2 separate regions of the Homo sapiens genome follow, and region 2 is linked to region 1. Evidence: chromatin contacts called from ENCODE Hi-C data. All regions are on one chromosome and are shown on one strand. The core of a region is the stretch at or near the end of the contact, and the rest is flanking DNA. Distances in the headings are between cores, read along the strand shown. Region 1 holds the start of LINC01829 (long intergenic non-protein coding RNA 1829). Region 2 holds the start of LINC01797 (long intergenic non-protein coding RNA 1797).

Region 1 (7,701 bases), core at 2,142-4,641:
CATTTATAATTTTCTTGTTCCTGATGTCCATTTTTCCCTGAGTTGTTGCTCATGATAATCATGTTCCTATATTTTGTATTTGATGATGTTATTTGGTGATTAGCATGTCCTTCTGGTTCATCCATTTAGCCTATAAATTGCAAGTAGTGCTGCTTCAGTTGCACGCTGTCTTCTCCCTTGGCCTTCACTTTGGCCTCTGAAAACCCTTAAATATAACTAATTTATTAAAGAAACAACTGGCCTCTCCTGTATTTAATATTTAAGGGGATAGAGATTTAACTTCAGGGCACAAAAACTACACAAAATACTTAGCTAGGTTGTTATTATTTAAATGTTTCAATGAAATTTAATTTGTAATTTAGGACTTTTCCAATCTTTCCTACATTTTATAATATATTTAACCTAAGCAGCTAAAATCTGAGCATGAGAAAGAATCATTCATAAATACAGATGGTACAATGAAGAGCTCCACTGAACACTGCTGAAGCTCGTGAAGTTGAAAGCAGAGTGGCTGATTAGCCATACACATATTTTTACTAATCACAGAGCAAGCATATTTTGTTACTGCATAATCAGATGCCTTAGGTATATCAAATATACTTTTTCCACATGACCAAAGTAAGAATTTGCAAGAAAAGCAATCACCATTCAATTACATGCCTGTGATTATAAAATACTAAAACAAGTCAAATTTCTTTTTCTAATATCAAATTTGAACTTAACCATATTTTCCTAAGAGCAATTTTCTAGCATTGAAAACCACGACTAACCTTTTGTCAGAAAAAGTGTTTGAGGATATTCCTGATACTGTTAAAGCTTTTTCTTATATGTTCTGGGCATGTTCTCTCTTCCTGAAATATTTTGATAACTTATAGAAGTTGAATCTATATTTAAGAATAGTCACTGCCCTCCTGTAAATTCAAGAAACTCACGAGGGGACCTAGATTTTAAAAATCGTTTGTGCTTTTGAAATCTTAGTGAAACTAAGCGTTTTCAATCCATAAAAATTTTAACTAACACATAAAATTCATTCAAATCTCTTAAAACCTTAAAAATGATAGACTTCTATTTTGCCCATACAAAAGAAAGCAATAGTGAAATTTTAACTGATAAATATTAAGATGCTTTCTTCTTTAAGGATTGTAGTTTCAAATGTTTTTACACTAAAAACCAACTGACAGATCTTTTATGAATATTTGGAAAATCATCCTTCGCTTTTTTGCAGCCCAGAAAAGAAGCAAAAAGAATCATAATATGCATTTTATGTGGTGATATAAAAGAGTCCCATGGTAAGAGCAGACGGAAAATGGTATAGTTATTATTAATTTAGAAAAACAAAAGAGCAGCCCAGCATTTCAGTAATGTGGCAAGTTGTGTGCTCTTGAAGGAGAGAGGGTTTTATAATTGGATTTTAGAGTAATTTAGAAGACGAGATAAGATGTAATGGTTGAGTATTAGAGGTTAGAACTACAAGAGAAACCCATAATGTAAGGGTTCACTGCACTGGGGGACAACAGAACAAAGAGAAGCAGCGCCAACCGAAAACGGCCCCAGTGAGAAGCAACAAGGTGAGGCTTGCGATGGGGGTTCCCAGAGGGTGTCAGCAGGGACGCAGGCTCAGCCCCTGCAGCATACCGTAAGGAGCACAGGCTTTTCTCAGAATGCTTTTTCTTTAGTGACCTGTCACTGTCCCACCTCTCCTCCTCCCTACCTGCGAGTTCAGCTTGGCATTTCTTTCTTCCCTGCAGCCCAGCAGTCAGACCTGAGCATCTGCCATCCAGGCTTCCACCCTCAGCAGGCTGTCCTGGGGCTCCATCCAGGCTCCCCTGACACCACCCACACACCCACAGGTCCCCCCACATACACCCCCACACATACACACCCCACACACATAAACACCCACAGACACACACACACACACATACCCACATATACACACACCCCACAAACATAAACACCCACAGATACACACATACACACCCACATACACACACCCCACATACATACACACACTCCCTACACACTCCACTCACATACACACCCACATAAACACATACTTCCCCCATACACACACACAGCCACACACACATCATACACACACTCCCCCTACACACACATACACACCCACAGTCACATCCACACTTTCCCCACACACATACACATACCCCACACACATACACACCCACATATACACTCCATACACATACACACCCACCAACATACATACACACCACACACACATATACCCCCACATACATACACACACTCCCCACACATACCCGACTTACATACACACCCACATATACTTCTCCCATACACACATATACACACCCACATACACCCCTCCACACACACGTATAACTCCCCACACATACATACCCACATAAACACATACATATACATACTTCCCCAACACATATATGCACACCACACACACACCCCTCCACATGCACATACTCCCCCCACACCCATACACATCCAAAACCCCACACACATACACATCCAAATACACCCACACCCACATACACCTTACATACATACACACACTTCCCACACACACCCCACACACATACCCACATATACACACACCCACAGACACACACACCCACATCCACACACCCCACACACATACGCACATACATCCCCCCACACGTACCCACATACTTCCCCCCGACACATACACACCCACACACCCCACATACATACCCACATATACACACCCACATACACCCCCCCAAAACACAAACCCCACACACACATACCCCACACATATACCCACATACAGACACACATACTCATACATGCACTTACTCTCCTCACACACATATTCACCGTAAACACATACATACCCACACACCCATACACACATTTCCCCCACATATACACAACCCCATACACACACACTCCCTACCCACACACACATCCACACACCCACATTCCCCCACACACACCCATACACACACTCCCCACCACCCCACACACACATATTCACCCCCACACACACACTCCCCACCACCCCACACACATATTCACCCACACACGCTTCTAACACACCTACACACACGCTTTCCACACATATACACAGCACACTCACACCCATATCCCTCCACACACACATGCATACCACCCTACACAGAGAACCAGGGCCTAACCTCTCTATCTCTCTTCTATCCCCGCAAGGCTCAGCCTGTGCCCACTGGGAGACAGAGAAAAGAATCTGAAGAAGAGTAAAATCTGCCTCTACCCACCCCACCCCCAATTTTCATTCCAAGCCTTAGGCAGATAAATGTACTTTTCCACCTGTTCATTGGGGTCCCTGTCCAGATAATCCATCGCACAGGCTCCAGCTCTCAGGTGAAGGCCTCAGGTGAGAGGCTCTTTTTAGATTTAAGAATCCAAGCCTGGAGGGGAAACCCTGTTTCTAGAAAGGGAGAGCTGTGTTGCTGACGGGCGGTGGGAAGAGATGGGAACCTATGGGGTTGAATTCCTGCCCAGTCATCGGCGCTTGGCTACCCCCTGCTGGGCGGGAAGCTCTTGGCCTCAGACTCACACATTATGCTCAGGGTCAAGTCTATTCCCAAGGCTTGGGACAGAATCCACTTACTTCCTGTCAAATTGTTATCACACGTTCCCAACGTGAAGCTGGAGTGTGAAGTTACCTTCCAATCCCCAAGAGGTGTTTGTTAAAGAGTTTTTTTCCTCTGAGCCCTTTGTATGCCAGTTTAAGCAGAACAAATCTATTTATTTTTTGTGAGGATCAGTTTATTAAAAGCATGCACATAACTCAAATCGTATAGTAAAATGATGTTAGGCTTTGTTGAGCATGAAAAGTGTGCTCGCTCAAACCCCATTTCCAACCTTCCGTGCGTCATTTTCCCCTGAAGCAGAACATAGGTTATGTTAACAGGACCTCAGCCCAAAGGCCTAAAATCAGCTTAGCTCCCAGGCTTTCTCCAGCCATCTCTTCCCACAACCCACTCTTTCCACCTCTCAGGAAAACCCCAGCTACATGATGTAGAAAACTGGCAAATATAAGCGGACGGGGAACCGATTTTTAACCAGATCAAGTTTTCAAATATAGATTAACACGTTTTAATTGTCCTATAAACTATTATTCTTAAAGTCACTCTTAACAAAACCCAGACTTGGAGGAAGTTCTCTGCCATAACTGTAATGTGTATACACTATTAAGATAGTTATGAAACCTCAGACACATTTGGAAGACGTGGCTTAATAGTGCCTTTAATACAAAATAAAGTAAAATGTAAATAAAAAGGGATTAGTTGTTATAAGCTGTGACACAGCTGCAGCGACAGAAACTGAAGAAACATGTAAACAGAGAGTGCTTTTAGTCACTCAGTGACCCAAATGTCTTTTTCAGACTCTCACAATTCTAATTCTGACACACTCGTTCATTTCATTTATTTTGCAAACCAAGCAGAAATGAAACGGACCTTCAGATTAAGTAAACAGGGGCTTTACATATAGCCACTAAGCTGCCAGATAGACAACTTTTGGTTTACATGGAGTGTAAGGGTAAAGAAACAATGTCAAAACTGCATCCCTTCTTGCATTTATTGGCATGAAGTGAAAATCCAAATATATTCACCAACAAATTAATAAAGGGTGAACAGGCTGCTAACCTTGCATGGTGCGTTAAAGTGTCAGAGCACTTGAACTGCACATCATAGCACAGCCTCAGAAATAAACAAACATTTCTCTCTGTCAGAATGGGGTAAATAAATTAGGATTTGGCTAAATCTCTGGTTGTTTTGCTCCCATGTTGTGGCCTAGAATAAGCCCTACACTATTTCCAGCTGAAGTTGACTCTACTTGATACCTTAAGCAAATGAGAGAAAAGACAAGGGTGACAGTGTAGGAAGGAACTGACTTGAGATTTTCCTTTCTTATTAGTTAACAGAGTTGTCAGTGAGTGAGAATGCAGGATACAAATTAATGCTTTTTCAAAAGCCTTCACTCTAATCCTATTTTTTCCTTAATGATCCCTTTGTCAATTACTGTTGTCTGGGTGTAGCCTTATAATAGTCATGTTCAGATTGTTTACCAAGGTTGGGTGAAATGGCAGGATGAGGGTGGGGGGAGGGAGGAACAAAGAGATAAGCCTATCCCTGATAAGCCTAGGAAGCTCTTAACTGAATTCAAGTAACCCTGCCCCCTCCCTCAATGGGAGAAGCATGCCAGCCTTCCCACCAAGTTCTTCCAGATGATACTCAGTACTTTAATCTCTATGCCTGCTCAGCAAATTGAGTGATTTCTCTTCTCTAACTCTTGCTATCTGGTGACTCCAACCCCTTTTTTCTTTGAGCCATTTCCTTTTTCCGTTTTTCTTGAAAAGTTTTCTTAAATCCATACACATTAAACTAATAAAGAAAAATGGAATATAAATGCTATGGTTTGAATGCCCCCTCCAAAACTCATTTTGAGATTTAATTGCCATTGTAATAGTATGAAGAGGTGGGCCTTTAAGAAGTGATTAGGCCATGATGGCACTGCCTTCATGAAGGGGTTAATGCTGCTATCACAGGTCTGGGTTAGTTATTGCAGGAGTGGATTTCTGATTTAAAAAAAAAAAAAAAAGATGAGTTCAGCCAACTTCCCTCTCTGTCTCACATACACTCACAATATGATGCCATCTGCCTTAGGATGACCCTTCCCAGAAGCTGGTGTCATGTTCTTGGACTTCCCAGCCTCCAGAACCATGAGCCAAATAAGTTTCTTTTCTTCATAAATTACCCAGTCTGTGGTGTTCTGTTATAACAGCAGACACAGACTAAGACAACAAGCAAAAGTTAAATAGCAAAGTGATGATGGAAGATGAAGGACTCTGAAGAAGAGAAAAATCAATGGGATGACAGAACATTTAGGCAGCTTCAATAACAAGATGAAATGTGAATAATAGAAAACATTATTTGAGTGATTATTATGTATCAGACACCATTCCAAATATTTTTATGTTTATTATATCCTTTCATCCTCTTTATCACCCTATGAGATGACATTATTATCTCTACTTTAGAGGCAAAAATGTATTGAGGCCTGGAAAAGTTAGAATTCAATAGCTTATCAGTGGTACAGCTAAGATTTGACTTTTGACCAGGGACTTGTAAAACTATGCTATGCTAATAGAATAGGAAAATGGGTTAAGAAAAACAACAACAAAAACAAGCCAAACAACATTGCAAGCCAGCCTTTTTAACTGGGTGGGTTTCATTGTTATTCAACTGTGGAGTCACATTTGCAAACATTCTTAACCAGAAGAAACCGTGACTGCTCCATATCCCAAAGAATTCAGTATTACATAGTCCAGTATACATATTCATGGTCTCAAAAAATCCTGAGCTGCATATTAAAAGGTCCACGAGAGGCAAGTGAATTCAAATAACATAGGAAAGAAGCACATGCAGATGCAAAAGAACTATCCAAGTAAAAAGTCTGAACTTCTGTCATGTGATGTTTATACTCAAAATGGCCTAGATGAGAGGTAAAGGGTGGTTACATAATCAAGTGCCTACAACAGTAGCACTTTTAACAATTTTGGGGCCTGCAGCAAGAAATGAAGGCCCACATATTTTATGTTTTTATGTTTAAAAATATATATAGTCAAGCTAAAAAATGGTTAAAGTAAAATTCTATCCTCCTATGTAAATTAACAACTGAAAAGGACAATTTTTAACTTAAAATTCTTGGACTACTTCGAATGCTGTGTTAAAATATGGTAACGTGGAGTGAGTTGGTTTGTGTGTGGCCTCTGATCCCAAACCAAGTCAATCCCATGATCCCCATTTCTCTTCTGCCCTCTGGATGTATTCTGTAACTCAAACACCTCACTCATCTAACCTGTGCCCACAAGGCCTCCACTCCAAGTACCCCCTTGGCCACCACTCAAGTCTAGAAGAGTGCACACTGGCATCACAGTCTGTCTTCAGGAGAGACCCAGGGAGAACCATGTAAGCTTGGCATCCTCTGCTCAGGGACTTCCAGGAGCCTGGGTACCTGGAGCAGGATATAATGCTTTGACGCTTAAAGTGTAGTCCACAGCACCAGGGGTCTGTTAAAACTTCAGACTCTCAGACCCACGCTGGACCTACCCACTGAATTAGAATCTACACTTTGGCAGGATCCTCAGGTGTTTCATATAAGCACATTAAAGTTTGGGACGCACTGGGCCAAAAGGGATGGTGGCTGCTTGACAGGCAAGTCCACTTGTCCCCAAGAACTCCTCACCCTGTAGAGACAGCCATGGCTGGGTAAGGGCCAGGATGGAAACAACTAAAGAGTAGCACTAGGACAGGATCCCTTCTAGCTCAGGTTGGAAACTCAACAACAGATTTAATTACATTCAGGAGGGCAGTAGACCTAGTGTAAAAACATATGCTGACCCATGATGGGGACGTCAAGGGTGGCAGCCCTGCCTAACGGAGGCAGCCAGTGCCCAACTATAGCTTACTGTGGCCTGAGGCTATACTATGCTAGCTATGGGGTGAGGTCAAATCATAGACAGGTGGAATTAATATACCAGCCTGGTAGTTCTCATGGTGGGTGGGAAAAAAATGGGTATCAGAATCTGCTGAAAAGGTGTTAGAAAATATTCATGTCCCTGCCTCCACCCCTGAGAAAGTATCTAAAATTTTGGTTGAGGAAGAAAAACATACATTTTTATTTTTAAAAATCCCCAGATCA
Region 2 (7,701 bases), core at 2,934-5,433, 510 kb before region 1:
GTATTTTGACACATGTGAAGCACATAGTGTTTCTTCTCTCACCTTAGCTGCTTTGACAATTTACTTAAACATAATACACATGCTCAAAAGCAGCAATTTACATGTCGTGAGCCCAGCCTTTCTCTGGTTTGAGATCTTGGGGCTGGGGCTTTGTTCATTTTTAGGAAAAAATGTTGCTTTTTCCTCTAACTAGGTCAATAATTCCAGCTTTTCCATTTTTAAAGCTTATCAAATCATTATTTTACCAACATGATGCTAATTTAGAACATCATCAGATAACACCGTGGATACATATTGAAAACATATTTTAATGGTTTTGTTTGTTTTGGCATCATATGAACCAAGAACAATTAAATTAAAAAGAGACTTTTAAAAGTTAGAGATTGCCTTTTTAAAGCTTATTAAAATCAGCATGTTAACATGCCTGTCTCTGAATTAGCTCTCACACTTGATTGCCATCATTAAAACGAGTTGTTCGGGTGCTGCTCAAAGCCGATTCTTACTAGTTATTAACTTGAAATCTCTTTCCATTGAAATGTAAAAAAAAAAAAAAAAATCATTCTCACTAGTGGAAGAAACAGTCACCAAAACATGAACTAGCACAGCAAGCCAGCAACATTAAACCACGAAAAGACCAACAGGTAAAATAACTACAGTAACATCTAAAACACACTCAGGGAAAAAAAAAAATCACAACAACAACAAAGAAGCAGTTCATTGATTATATTTCATGAATGCCTTAAAACAAATGTTTAAACAGTTTTCTGAAACAGTGCAGAAAACCTCTGCATGCTCCACTGGGTTGCAATGACAATGGTCTATTGCAATGTAAAACACGCTGGAGGATAAAAAGGTGCTTTTTGTTACCATTTTATCAAAGCTGTTCATCTTCGAGCTGCAGGCAGCATTTTGCTGGAATTGCAGATATTTCTCTGTCCAGGCTTCTTTGTTTGTGCATCTCATTTGCATATATTTATCTCCAGCTGAGGGTGCGTTCTGCTCATTAAGGCCTCCCTTCACATTATTTCATAAGCCAGCTGCTGAGAGGGATTTCACCTGTGGTGACTGAGAAAAGAGGGGTGAAAAACTAAATTCTTCATAAAAAGGAAATCTTCAGAGTCTCTTCCCCTATAAATGGGCACCATTTGTGTTAAACAGCCTCTTGTCATGATAGATGCCTCCAGAGGTCAGGGGTTAAAGTTGATTTGAAGGTCAGCAGTAAAACAACAGACAAACCAGACGCCAAACTGGTTCCTTAGCTGTCGGTGGGAGCTGTGGTACAACCAGGTCTTGAACCTTTTTCAACCTCTAATAAAACAGGGGATGAATCTGAAGTGGATCAACCAGGCCCCTGAGGAAGCAGCACAGAAAAACACAAATAATATCAATATCAGGCAGCCACAGGGAAACAATGGGGCATTTCTCCGTGCTACATGCATGCTGCTATTGTTTCAAGGGCTGGGGAATTAATTCCACTTATTTATTTAAGGCGTGTCAACTCACTGCCTAAACCTGTTTCAGTGTCAAGATGGATAAAACTTTTATGGCTCATAAAATAGAGCCATTCATCTCAATGTTCTTTGTGGTGGGTTTTCTTTTCTTTTCTTTTCTTTTCTTTTTTCTTTTTTTTTTTTCTGGCATACTGAGCTAGACCTCTGCTCTGAAACGGTTACATCTGAACCCATTGCTGCTATGATCCACACCATTTAAAAAAAAAAAAATTATTTCACTGGCAAATGGATCTCAACAGAAATGACACAGGGAAGCATTTTAGCTACGATGTAATAGCTCCAAAAATTCTTCTAAACAGTCTGCATGCAGTTGCATCTGTTTTGAGCATGCATTATTTACAAAGCAGAAGTTTTACTATTTTAGAGGAAAAGTTCAAAAGAGATAGCAGTAAAGATATTAGTTTTCTAGAATACTATGTCACATATTTCATTTTACTTTAGAAATGCAACCTTGTTAGGATAGCTCTTTCCCATTCATCATTTTTTGCCCAAGTTTCCACTGTTCCGTAGTCAGCTTATACTGATGTAATAATCAAATGCCTTCTTTAACTTGACTGCTCAGAATTTTATGTTTAATTTTCTGCATAAAATAGCACACATAAATGGAAAAGAAAATGCATTTATATGCTTTTTGTATTATACATTTTTTAAAAGTTCAGTTATAGAATTAATTTTACTTTTGATTTTCTGACAAATGACTTTAATAATAATATAAATAAACAGGTTAACATTTCTAAAGTGCCACACACAATGTGAAGCACATGTATTTTCTCATGCAATTATTAATTCAATCTAAGTCACACAGGTCCACTTAGAATGGACTGTAATAACACTCTTTATTATCCACAACATATTTTAGTTGAAACAAAATGTTCCAGTCACACAATATCATCACCGTAGTAGATCATTATAGCTTTAACAGATGACATCATGGGAACACAGTTGCTTTATATTGAAATGAGTAAAAAGAAGCAATTTGATGATATTTCACAAATTTTCTAATCACAGCCTCAGCCATGTATATTACACGTTTTTGCTCCATTGTAATGTAAATTGATTTGTGGAGGATTCACTTACTGTCTTATCCTAGTTGCTTTGTTTTTGAGTTCTCTATTGAATATTGTAGACTTTACATATGATGCTAGATTATTTCTGATGTAGTCAGTTGGTAGGTAAGGGTTTTCCCACATGAACTCAAGTTTTTCCAGTAAGTAGATCATTTGAGAATGGCTCCAAATAAAAGTGGTGCTTTCACATTTTGCTGGTACACAAACATATGGCCCTGAGGAAGACGGATTCATTTTGGGGTGCTAAGCACTGCTCAAGATGTAAGTGCTTTTTATTTCCCATTTGAACTGGTGCATGCACCTTACAGATGGACCAGTTGCTTTACATACTGGTGGCCCATTTACAAAGCAGCCCTGTTTGAAAACAGATGCTTTCAAGTGGGTCACCAGGCTCTAAGAAAAATATTTAAACCCTTAATTATTGGCTTTTGGTCGTCTATGGCAATGTGTTCTCATTTAAACATAGAGCAGGGGATTTTTCTTCTATAACCAATTACAGTTTAAAAAATGCAACGAATCTTGCTTCACACAAGGAGCTTAACTTGTGGTTGGAGAAATTTTCCAACTTATTAAATGTTGTTTATATCCTCATTTTTGTCTTCCCAAAGCATTTTATAACTCCCTCTGTAACTGACTTATCAATTTTCTTTCTGACCTTTCATATTAAATTTAACCACACCCCCACCCCCAAACCCAGAGCCTCCAAGCAACTAGCCTAGAGCAAAAATATACAATTTACTCTCTCCATATCTCCACCGACGTCTTTCGTTTTTCTTGTACTCTAATCTAATCGGTAATTCGTAAGCTTTGGCCAAATAGTTAAAAATGTTAAGTGCTAGCAAAGCCTTTTACCTCCCCCTCAGATCTGTCTCTGTTTATGGAATGGGTCCCAGTTTCCTCCTCTTCTCCTTCAGCCTGGGGTCTTCAGGTCAGAACACAGTAAATACACACAGCCCTTGCTGGACCCATAAATCTGAGCAAAGGGCAGGCCTATATATTCAGATAAGCAGGGGCAGAGATAGGGGCTTGAAAGGAGGGAGAACTAGCGGAGTCTGAGGCTCTGCAGCCCTGTTCAGAGAACTGAACTCAAAAGACCAAGAATCCTTAGTGCAGAAGGAGGAATTTTGCCTTGAAACATCTCCCCTTATTTCTAATGGATGAGATTGGCACTGCTTCCTCTTCGTTTATTTTATTTTTTCCACGTTGCTTATATTCACATCCTTACCAAATGTATTATCTTAAAGGCAATCAAGTTAAACAATAAATTTAATTTATTTCCAATGTCTTTTTTTCTTAAGTGTGTTTGTGTTTTGACCTGTGTGTGTGTGTGTATATCAGTGATATGAACTGAAGTCATTTTACTAGAAAGTCTTCTCTACTGTAATTTTTCAGTCCCAAAGTTTTTGACTGTATAACTGTATTCTTACTGACCACATTGAATCCCCAAGAAAAATACCTCTAAAGGAGGAATGACAAAGTGACAAATAAATGCTTACATATCCTTCAGTCTTCCAGGCTTCTATTTTATTCCTGGGTTCAAATATTTTCTGTTGGATTTTCACTTCTTGAAATTTTCAGTGACTCCTGGAAGACCACCCTTCTTGGGGGATGTACCCATTGTGACCACAGATAATGTCACCATGGAAAATCCTGGGCAAGATGACCATGGCTGAGAAGGTCCTTTCTATCACACTTGACAGAATCACTGCCTGATTCTTCTTTAGATGCAATGAGTCACACCACAGATTCGTCTGGGTCATTTCAGACTCCAGGAAAATGTGTCACTCGATTTGTTTCCGAGCAATGTTTTGTATTTTATTGTATACATGTATATCTAATTGTAATCTGATTTCTCTAGGTTATTCTTTTTGGCTAATAGAGAATAGATTTTTAAAAAATGCTAATTCATGTTCCTCAAAAGGGGCTTCTTTTTTTCTTTTCCTCGGTTGAAAAGTTAGTGATAATTCCAGGTAATTAAGAACATTTTATGGAAAAAAATTGCCAAGAAAGTAATTGGGCTGGGAGCCCAGTGTGTTACACCTACACTAGAGCCTCATTTTTGACAAATCTCTGAAATGATAACAATAATGATAATAATCATTATGTATCGTTTATCAAGCACTTACTTTTGGTAAGCAATGTACTAGGAACTTAAGATATATATTAATTTTTGTCTTTACAAGTGGTAAGTGATGTACTACTCTATAGTCTCAATCTTATAAATGAAAAAAACCCTCCGATTTGAAAAGTAAAGAAACTTAATCCAGAACACACATGGAAGCCCAGAATTTGAAAGTGGTTTTGGCTGCAGAGGGCTGTCTTCTGAGCTGCCTCTCCATAGCCTCAGGTTCTGCATCTTCAGGATGAGTGTCTTGGGTGGGAGGGTGTCTATGTAGTGGTGATCTTCCATGGCCAGTTGATTTTCTCCCGCCCCTACTCTCCTGAGCCTAGCCTTGGCATTTTCAATAGCTCTCTGGCATCTGGGCCTGTCTCTCAAAGACCTTCTGGACCACATGTCTGAAACGGAACTCACTGATTCTCTAGCTGCCATGTCTCTACTCTGTGATCCATGTGATGTTTAATGGGAGGGAGTACCCTCGATTCTGTAGTCCGAACTTAAGGCTCTCTAACTACCTACCTTTTTTCACCTGTCATGATTATTATCCAACCTGGCAGAGAAGTGACCTGTGCAGGAGGCATTACAGTCTGACCACCTGGGTTTGAACCCTGACTTCCCTGTTTACCAGCTGTGCAGTGCTGGACAAGTTACTTTACTCCTCTGCGCCTTGATTTTTTTTCATCTGTAAAATGGAGTCTAAAATATTATTTATTTTATAAGGTTGTCTAGTTCAGATTGTTGGTAATGTTTGACAGAACTATTAAAATAGCCTTCAGGCTGCTGTTTCTGCAGTGAGGCTCCTCCTTCCATAATCCAGCCCCTCTGGATTACAGAATAAAATAAATAATAAACATGATAATTTCCTGCTTAAAAATCTTTAAGACTCCCTATTGCCCTCAGGTCGAACTATTGAATCAGGAAAAGGCTTTCATTATTTTCCTCCAACTGCCCTTTCCAGAGTCATTTTCCACCATGACCCTCTAAGCAATTTCCACTCTAGCAGCAAAAAATTATACATATGATGTTCTTTTATTTCTCCAGACTTTTGACTGTGCTGTGCTCTCTCTATCAGGAATGCCCTTCCTTTCAATTTCCATGTAGCAAAAGTACATTTATCTTGCATGGCTCAGTTCAAAAGACACTTTTTTTTTAAAGGCAGCATAAATTGAGACAGTCACTTCTAGAATGCATTCCTCTGTTTTAGAACCTAGTATGTTGATAACAATCATATGCATGGTAATTATTTGTCTACCACTAGGCTGTGGACTGCTGTGGGGAGGGACTATGTTTTTTTAAACTTAATATCTTTTGTTCTAGGGCCTCACATGTAGTGGGAGCCTCCCAAATTTAGATTAATATATAAAATATCTTTCCTCACTCCTAAAAATGACTTAGAGCAAATGTGAATCAAATGACTGTAATGTTGTTAACTAGTTGAATTAACTCCTGTTAGCTTAAGATAATAAAGGCAGTGAACTTGTAACAAAATTAAATTAAAAACTGAAGTGCAATTATAGTGTTCTTACTGTCTCCAAGATAAAACCATGATACATTTTTTTCCTAGCACACGTTACATTTTTTCTGACATCATAAGAAAATCTGAGAACAGAAATCCTTTCAAGCATTTCGTTTGATAGAGAACATCTATATTCCATACAGCATTCCATTAGGAAAGGAGCCTGCTTTTCTCTTATCTGTCCTTACTCTAAACGTAATATCTTATGGGAGACAGTATATTAGCGGTTAAGATCATAAGCTCTGGATCTGGAATGTCTGGGTTTAAATGCTGGTGCTGCCATTTATAAGATGTGTAATGGCTGGAAACAGTTTTCTTGGGACCTGCTATCTCATCTGTAAAATGGGTACCATAGTAACATTCAGTGTAGTGAGTGGTTATGAGGATCAAATGAGTTAATGCATCTAGCACTTAGATGAGAGTTCATGTATCTTGCACTTAGATGAGAGCCTGGCTTATACTAGGTGCTCTAAAAATGTGTCTTCTTATTTGGTTGGTGTTTATAAGAGAGGCACCTGAAATCCTGATAGAAAGGTGAGGAGGATTTCATCATCAGGGAACAGTGGAAAGAGATGGAGAAGTCTTGAGAGCTTGTGAGAATGTCCATTCACCTGTGCAAGGACCAGTTTATCTATTTCAGATATAATTCCAACACTTCCATGATTCAGTGCTTCATTTCATCATTTTACACATGGAATTACGTGTAGGAACGAACCCAAGTGTAAACTTAGCCATCAGGAAAGTTAGCTCCAGAACTATCTTGCCTGAGTTTGAATCCCAGCTCCATGACATGCTGGCTGTCTCACCCTGGGCAAGTGTTTTCATTTATTAAAGATTAAATTTTTTCATCTGGCAAATGAGGAAAAAAAGAGTAATTTTTGCCTTTTACCTGTGGTGAGAATTAAATGAAAAACCATCACTCAACATGCTTATCACAGTGCCTGTCGTATAGTAAGTGCTTAATGTGTTGACTACTATTTTCATGTTGCAAATATTATTGAATATTTTTACCACATGGTGTGGTTTTTTCAAGTAGTTATTGAAGAGAGTAAAAACATTTATTTATGTAGACTTAAAAATGTAAGGTGAGCACCTCTATACTCACCATCCCAGGTTATAAAATGAAAGGTTGCCACTTTCTTAGAAGTCTCTGCAGGCCTTTCTGGGCACATTCCCATCTCTCTCTCCAGCGCGTTACTGTTCTCCTGGCCTTTGAATCATCGTATACTTGCTTTACTTTATAATTTTAGTTCTTATAAATGTACCACTAAACAGTATGTTATTTGGTTTTGTCTTTTATGAATATTATAGTAATGTAATTGATATATATTTTATATTCTGTGTTTTGCACTCAGCAGATGCAGCTGGATTGATGCATGCACTGTAGTTCATTCAGTGTCATGCTGAATAGTATTTTATGATATCAACATCCTACAATTTACTTTGCTATTATTTTTTCTATTGATGGACATCTGGACTGTTATTTAT

The links. A loop is a pair of places that touch in the nucleus more often than their neighbours do. Pooled maps may share reads with other maps.
Region 2: a loop to region 1 is called in a map of esophagus muscularis mucosa, with 2.7 times the contacts of the local background. The contact joins the promoter of LINC01797 here to the promoter of LINC01829 in region 1. A Hi-C loop is called at or near these places in 5 of 168 maps with a recorded cell type or tissue (Calu3, esophagus muscularis mucosa, prostate gland and 2 more) and 5 of 50 pooled maps.

What each region holds. Positions count from the first base shown.
Region 1 is chr2:67,211,928-67,219,628 of GRCh38, forward strand. It overlaps LINC01829 (long intergenic non-protein coding RNA 1829), which reads right to left and starts at 3,392. Exons shown (of 8, transcript NR_038844.1): 1 at 3,301-3,392. All of the region lies in intron 1 of LINC01828 (long intergenic non-protein coding RNA 1828), which reads left to right. It overlaps LOC101927661 (a long non-coding RNA gene), which reads left to right and starts at 1,481. Exons shown (of 4, transcript NR_110568.1): 1 at 1,481-1,568.
Region 2 is chr2:66,699,044-66,706,744 of GRCh38, forward strand. It overlaps LINC01797 (long intergenic non-protein coding RNA 1797), which reads right to left and starts at 4,184. Exons shown (of 3, transcript NR_110265.1): 1 at 4,075-4,184; 2 at 868-1,065.